3 separate regions of the Mus musculus genome follow, and all the other regions are linked to region 2. A link is a loop called in an ENCODE intact Hi-C map of the cell type or tissue named here. Cell type or tissue: heart. All regions are shown on one strand.

Region 1 (2,500 bases), 74 kb before region 2:
GGGGCTTCACGCCTTCCAGTAGTAATGCTCTCCGTCCATTCAGTGCATGGGCAGGGGCAGACGTGTCCTCTGCAGCAACACTTTCCACCCACTGTCAAGCTTCAGATAACTGTTTTTCTTTCAACTATAAACACCTATATTCTTTTGGGGTGGGGCCTTCCTGTCACTCAGGCTCCAACAATCCTCCTGCCTGTTTCCCAGCTAGCTGGGCCACACACATGTACCACAGCACCAGCCTCAAACTTTCAGAAATTAAAAAGCAATCTTACATCAAAGAAAACACACAGCCAAAAAGAAAACAAGGCTACAACTAACATTCACTTTATTCAATTCTGTTCTCTTAACTCGGAAGGCAACAAATGACCACATAAAAAAGGGAGCATTTTTGAATATATACACATAAAATTGATCTGGGTACAGGTGTTTACTGTAATAGAAAACCGACCTCCCACATCACTAAGTGTTCTAATTCACTCCTAAACAGACACCCCTAGGCCTTAGTCACTCATTTCCATCTAAGGTTCTATAGGATTGTCATGATTACAAAATGAGGCACTCAGACAGATAGACAGGAATGGAGACATACATACACATGTATACTGTCTTATTTTTATATTAATGCCAAAGCTATTATTGGAGAGTATCTGAAGAAGCCCTTACTCACGACAGCTGTTTTAAATCTTTGACAACAACAGCAATAAGCTGAAACAAAACATCTGATTGACAGGGCAAATTAAGTGCCCCGCTACAGGGCAATTTAAGCAAAGAATTTAAAGACCCTTCACAGATGAGGTCTCTAGTAACACTTCAGTGGTACTATGTCATCTCTCCCCTTGATAATGACTGAACAGTTACGATCCTAGAGGATTGTTTTAAACAAGAACTTTGAGCATCACAATGTAAAATGAGGCATCACAGTAACTAGCCTGATATTCTCCACCCCAGAGAGGAGAGGAAGGAACTAATTTGGAGCACCGTGCCAAGTGCCAAGTTCTTGCATAATGGCACTGGCTCCTGTGTCTGCAAACACAACAGGGTACAAATGTCCAATGCGTATTTTGTGTTTGTCTTAAAAATTCATCAACTCAACCTGAATTTAGGAATATACTTTAATAAAGCATTTGTGCGACACAGAAGCGACATGTCTGATAAACTCATAGGAGGATTGTCCCTTGAGGGGAGGGACCATCTTGAGAATTCACAGTAATAACAGCTATACTGACTGTTAAAACAAAAATTACTGTTCAATACATGTCTTATCTCCCTACCCTACCCCCGGAGAACGGGAGTGGGGGCTGGAACCACAACTATAAACATGGAACATTAAGGCTAGCTACACACAAATTTTACATTGGCATTTTCTTCAGTTTTCATCTAAACTATTAGTACTTTGTAGTTTAAAAATCAAACCATAATTTGTTAATAATGAACAACTATACATTTCGAAGTGACCATCTGATAACTGGTCATGTAAAACTAATCCCAAGTGGTGATTTGTCTTCAAATTATCAATAATAAAGCACAAAGGTCTTTCCTAGTAAACTCCCTTGAAGACTGGGTGTTAGCCTAATTCAAAATGATGCACATCTCTATAAATTTCCTGTAAAGACCGGCAGCAAATAGGAACACCTTCTGAATTGAGGGTTTTAAATGTTTATGATATTGTTGAATAAAACCTGTATGTCACCCTAGCAAATGTTATGCACAATAAATCCCCACGAGGACATCATCTTCCTGAAAGCCACTGGACAAAGCACACAGGAGAGCAGGCCCTGCCAGTGAGATGGGGCCCACCTTGGCAATCGGCGCTGTTTGTGGTTGTTCTCAGAAAAGCATCCAGTAAGCTCACTTACAATTCCAGATGACTGAGAATGCTTAGCTTTTTGTGGTAGATCCATAAATTGTTTAAAAATTAAAAATGAAACCTGAATGTTATATGTCCAATATACCAGCATCAAAAGATTAGGCTTTATAGACATATTCCCATTGACAGGTGGCACTGCATTTTAAAATGCTAATTCTTTATGGAAGGACAAAGTCTGAGAGTGAAGGTAGGCTTGCTACAGGAGAGAAAGGCTGTTACAAAATGACAGTGTTAACACTGGATCCATGGCAAGACTGTTTTTGTTTTTTAAATATAATGCTGCTTTAAAACAAAGTATTTGCTTATTACTTAGTGAATTTAAGAACGACAAAAAGACAAAATCAAGAAAGGAACAAAACCAGAAAGCATTGCTCTTAATCTTTTGTTTGGCTTTGTATTTAGAGGTGGGGGTGGGCCCTCAGACCTTTCCAACTATGGGTTTAATACTCCATGGAACTCTTTACAGTCTATGAAAGCTTCTAGCACTATCCTTATAATACACCTTTACCATTAAACACTTGAATGACGTACAACCATCCTAATCTTTTAAACTTTAAACATGAAGCTTGGGCTAGGGGAACCAGGCTTCCTCTGAGTATTAAATTCTCTAAAATCTCACAGCATTTCTCCAATGCA
Region 2 (2,500 bases):
TTATTACTAAACTTTTTATTACTCTAATGACTTCAATACAAGTGCTTGATGGTTCGATTGCATGTAAAGTCGGTAAAATAAAGCCTGAGGTTGAAAAGAACGCTCATTCGAACAAGAATATATCTAAACAGTAAGTATCTGCACTAGTAAGTACATGATCAATAATTTCCTCTACAGACTCACTAATACATCAGTGCCTCTAAAAACTGCTTTAAAACACTTTGCCACAACGTCAGGTAAGCGGCTGCTTTCTACACCCATGTGGCTGCTTTTCTTTCGTGTTCTCTGCTAATTCAAAACAACCGCATCCAAAGTACACGTCCACAAACAAAACAAACAAACCCTTGCTTTGTGGTGACAAGGATTTAGAAGAAACCTAAATATTCGCCTTTCCCTCCTCCAATAGTCTCTAGAAACCGTCCCCTCTCGGGTCTGGTCAGTGCAGTTAGGGTAAGGCAAACAGAGAGCAAGATTTTGCAGCAGGGGTCAGTTCAGTCCACTCAGCAGTCGTCACCTCGCGGGGTATTTTCCGCGAAGTTTCAAAGTCAACAAAGAAGTTGTGTGGCAGAGGTTGGGCCTACAGGACAACAGCAAACAGACTCGAACACGGAGGGGGGAAAAACGAGTGGGGGAGGGGAGTGGAAACGCCCCCGGACTTCGCACTGCGGCCCCCTCCTCCGCGGACCGCGGGATGGCGGTGGCCGGGGCCCCGATCTTCCACACCGTCAAGTCCCCGGCAGCCCCACGCCTCGGGCACCCTATGGTCTCCAGCGCCCCACTTCCCGACATCCCCATGTCTCGAGCACCCCACGTCGCGACACCCCCACGTCCGGGATGTCCCACGTCCCGGCACCCCACGTCTCGGACACCGAAGTCCTGGCACCCCAGTGTCCCAGCCGAGGCTGAGTCCTCGTCGCCCGCGGGAACCGGCGGGGGGCGCGCAGAGGGTCACCTTCCGATCCGAGCCCGCTGGAGGACCAGCTCGAGCCGCGCGCTCGCCCGCCCGCCCGCCCGCCCGCCCGCCGGGCAAGCAAACTGCCCGCGGGATCCGCCGCGAGCGCCTCGGCCCGACTGGAGCGCGGGCGCCGCTGCAAGGGCGCGGGCGCCGCCGCCTCACCTTCCTCGGCGGTGTCCATCTTGTCTGGGGGGCGGCGGTGACGCAGCCGCGAGGCGCCCGCGACCCGGCAGAGCCTCGGGGCCCGAAGGGAAAGGCGGGCGGGCGGGCGGGAGGAGTGGAGGAGGAAGAGGACGCGGGCCGGGCAAGTGCGTGCGCTCGGGTGCGAGAGGAAGCCGGTCGCGGGCGAGGGGGACAGGGACAGCGACTGACAGAAAGCGAGCGCCGGGGAGGGGGGAGGGGCGCGCGGCCGAGCGACGGGCCTGGGCGGGGCGCGCGGCGGAAAAGGCGGGGCGCCGGAGCGCTGCGCGTCACATCCGGCGCGCGCCTTCGCTCGCGCTCGCGCCGGGCTCGCGGAGGCGGGGGCGGGGTGCGAAACACGGCCTGACTGGTGGCGAAGGCTGCGCGCGGGATGGAGACTGAAAACCTAGAGGCAGGCGGCAGGCACCTCGCGGAGGGGCGGCTGCGGCGGCGGCGGCGCGGGCGCGTTCCGGGACAAAAGGAACGCGGAGCGGCGGGAGCGAGCCCGGCGCGCACGCCCGCCCGCCCGCCGGAGCGGGTGTGGGGGACAAAGGGTCCCAGCTTGGGGTACCCGACCGCCACTCCCGGGGCGTTCAGAGTCGGCCCCGGAACGAGCATTTTTGGTTCCGCTCTTGAGTGGTTCTGAGGCACGTCTGAAAGAATTACAGAAGCATCCCTAAGATGGAAAAAGACGAGCATCCAGGTTATCAGAATCTCTCCTGGGGAGGCTTATGCAATTGAGTGGAAAGACCACGTCTTCACAGCTGAAAGCCAACATTGAATCTACCTCTAAGGGAAATGGGTTCAGATGGCGACACAATTAAGGGAAGCTTACCTGGCCAGAACTAAATGGCTGATGAAAGAATGATGAAAGACTCAGACCTGCTCGCATCAGTAGGCCACCTTCCTCACATAATCCTTAGAGCTTTCTCTAAATAAGATAGTACAGATTAGAAGAAAAGTGTTTCCAACCCGGATGCTTAAACGTGCACATAACGGAAAGTAGATTCAAGAAACGGAATTTTGGCCGGGCAGAGGTGGTGCATGCCCTTAATCCCAGCACTTGGGAGGCAGAGGCAGGTGGATTTCTGAGTTGGAGGCCAGTCTGATCTACAGAGTGAGTTCCGGGACAGCCGGGACTACAGGGCTACACAGAGAAACCCTGTCTCAAAAAACCAAAAAAAAAAAAAAAAAAAAAAAGTTATGTGACTGTTTTTGTTTTAACCCCAGGTGTGGGATATGGGGCTGCTTCAGATGGGCCACAACCGTTAACTATGATTGTCTCGTACTCTAGGAGGGGAGTGATCTAAATGGCAGTCTCCAGAGCAGTGGGAGGTGCTTTGAGGAAGAAGAAGTGGGGAGAGG
Region 3 (2,500 bases), 72 kb after region 2:
CCAAAGGGGCTCCCCGGCACCGGAGATTCTCGAGCTTTCGGGCCAGCACATGGCCGAGCTGCTCTCTCGCCAGCGCAGGCGCACAAGCGCTCCGGCCCACTCCCTTCATCCCGCGGCTTCGCGTTCCGGGCCGTTACCTTGAGGGCCTCAAGCCCCATGAGACGGGACTTGCGATCTTGGTCCTTGATAATGAGAAAGGGGCGCCCATACTCATCGAAGGCGAGGGTCCCCACGGACGCCATGGTGGACGAACTAGAACGAGCGCTCCTCCAGTAACCAGCGGGGACCACTCGGGAAGAGAGACACACCGCACCTCCCTCTCGCGAGAGGACGCAGAATCCCGCGCATGCGCAGTGCAGACCCCGCGACTTACTTTTCAACAGTGACTTTTTTTACGCCGCAGAGTAGCTTCTGGAATCGGCCGCTGTTGGGAACGTCCGTTTTCCACGAACCGAGGGGGGGGGTGTTCGAAACTTAGAAGGCGACGTCTAGCACACAAATGCTAATACTAGACATAATGTAGTCACTGATTCAAGGATTTAAGTTTTCAAAGTTTTTGAATCCAGAGTTGCAGCGGGGAGCTTATTTCCTTAAGATATTTTTCTTTTCTTTGATTGCCGCCCGGGCTCTAAGACGTTGGTAGATTCCACTTCCGGTCTCCCCGGAACGCGCGATGGAGCGAGTAGGTGAGGTTTGACCGGCCTGGCGGCGGGCGATATAGTTGTCTGTGGCGCGGGCGCTTGTGGGGATCGGGCGCGCGTGGCTGCGGTGCTCTCCGTCCCGCGCCGGTCGTGGCTACCACAGTGCTTGCTGGGGGCTGCTGTCCGCACCTCCGTGCACAAGACTCACTGCTCAGCCCGATCCTAGGTCGGCTGGAATCCACCCTGCGGTGGACGAGCTGCTGCTTGGAAGCTATTGAGCCTGTAGCTTTGTTTTCTTGTCTGCAAAGATAATAATAATAATAATAATAATAACAATAATAACAGCAATAACAACAACAATAATGACAAAATAATAGCAACAAAAACAATAATAATAATAATAATGATAATGCCTACTTCACAAGGTTGCTGGACGTGCCTGGTCGTCAGCACATAGTATTTGTCCTTAACTTCCCAGGTTACACAGATCCTGGGCCTTCCCCGCGCGTGTACTGTAGGTGGAGACAAAGTAGCACCGGCTGGTGCTCAGAGTCTCTTGTTCTCAGCGTTTTGCTGTTAGAAAGATACCCCGTAAGGGTAACTGCACGGTACGTCTGCCAGAAATCACGATTCATTTTATAAGCTCGGATTTATTTGTGACGAGTTTCCAGTCTCTCCACTCGTACCCCACAGAACAGAAACTGTCCCTGCCGTATTGTCTGTTTTTATTAGGTACTCAAAATTAGAGTGCATATAACCTGTATGACAGTAGGCTAGCTTTCAGGTCTGTGCTGTTACATGACACAGATTGACATTATGTCAGGACAAGGTTTTTAAAGTTAACACAAACAAGGTTTCATTGTGACATTTTCATTCATATATATATATGTAATTGTACCTTGCCATTGACCTATAAGCTGTCCTCATTATCCTCTCTCCTCCTGGTCTTCCCTCTCAACACAGCACACACACTTGTATACAACAAGATTCTGCATCTGAGCGAAAACATGATGGTTCTGAGTCATTAGTTTACAGTTGAATAAAGCTCTGTGTGTATGTACACCACACTGTATCCATTCCACTGTTGGTGGACATCAAGCTAGGTTCAAGAAAGACTTCAAGGATGGCACGGCAAGTAAAGGCGCTTGTTGCCAAGCCTGACCGCTTGTGCTAGGTCTCGGTCCCACGTGGTGCAGGAGCGAGCAGATTCCCACGTGGGTCACAGACCGCCTTCCAGTCAGGCGGCTGCTCCGCTCCCACTCTTCTTGCTTGCACGGGCCCAGTGGTTCGATGCTTTTGCCCTCAGTTCAGATTCCTAGTTTCCTTTCCCCTGTATTCCTTCAGATGCTCATACATAGGCTGACACGTCTTTGCCTCAGTTGGTTTCTACAACTCAAAGGCCAGCTGGGAGACCCTGGAGACCGGGGCGTCATTATTGTCTACCTTCTGGCTTTGTGCATGTGTCTACAGGTGAGGCAGACCTTGGGCCATCTGATTTGTGTTTAACTGTCGTAGCCCAAATTGATACAGTATGATCTGTCTATGACAGAAAGAATTCTTTCTTTTTTTAAAAAAGGGATTTATTTATTATTATACATAAGTACACTGTAGCTGACTTTGGATGCACCAGAAGAGGGTGTCAGATCTGATTACTGGTGGTTGTGAGCCACCATGTGGTTGCTGGAATTTGAACTCGGGATCTTTGGAAGAGCAGTCAGTGCTCTTACCGGCTGAGCCATCTCGCCAGCCCCCCAGAAAAAATTCTTATTTAAATAATAATACTTAGGTTCATCTGTAAGGTACTGGTTAGGAGCAACATGGATGAATCCAGAGGATATCATTTTAAGTGTAGTAAGATG

The links. Peaks named below come from ENCODE experiments on the same cell type or tissue, not always from the same donor. Only the 100,000 strongest peaks of a DNase experiment are listed, where the experiment ranks them.
Region 1: it touches region 2 in a loop (4-fold over the local background); 5 of 42 quality-filtered maps call a loop at or near these places.
Region 3: it touches region 2 in a loop (3-fold over the local background); 5 of 42 quality-filtered maps call a loop at or near these places.

Annotation. Positions count from the first base shown.
Region 1 is chr15:31,455,594-31,458,093 of GRCm38, forward strand. It overlaps Marchf6 (membrane associated ring-CH-type finger 6), which reads right to left. Exons shown (of 26, transcript NM_172606.2): 26 at 306-2,500. It overlaps Gm49208 (a long non-coding RNA gene), which reads left to right. Exons shown (of 2, transcript XR_003951491.1): 2 at 1-766. Among named protein-coding and RNA genes, the nearest start is that of Ropn1l, 3.2 kb to the left of the region's middle. In heart, no CTCF peak of the experiment used is centred here; no DNase peak of the experiment used is centred here.
Region 2 is chr15:31,529,686-31,532,185 of GRCm38, forward strand. Marchf6 (membrane associated ring-CH-type finger 6) reads right to left here and starts at 1,352. Exons shown (of 26, transcript NM_172606.2): 1 at 1,118-1,352. The coding sequence starts at 1,136. Gm41287 (a long non-coding RNA gene) reads left to right here and starts at 1,419. Exons shown (of 3, transcript XR_875101.3): 1 at 1,419-2,252; 2 at 2,430-2,500. In heart, no CTCF peak of the experiment used is centred here; DNase peaks (open chromatin) are centred at 806 and 1,446; H3K4me3 peaks cover 2,500 bases; H3K27ac peaks cover 2,411 bases.
Region 3 is chr15:31,601,464-31,603,963 of GRCm38, forward strand. Cct5 (chaperonin containing Tcp1, subunit 5 (epsilon)) reads right to left here and starts at 383. Exons shown (of 11, transcript NM_007637.3): 1 at 138-383. The coding sequence starts at 242. It overlaps Atpsckmt (ATP synthase C subunit lysine N-methyltransferase), which reads left to right and starts at 653. Exons shown (of 5, transcript NM_026546.3): 1 at 653-686. The coding sequence starts at 674. In heart, a CTCF peak has its summit at 1,153; DNase peaks (open chromatin) are centred at 338, 748 and 1,168; H3K4me3 peaks cover 1,642 bases; H3K27ac peaks cover 1,497 bases.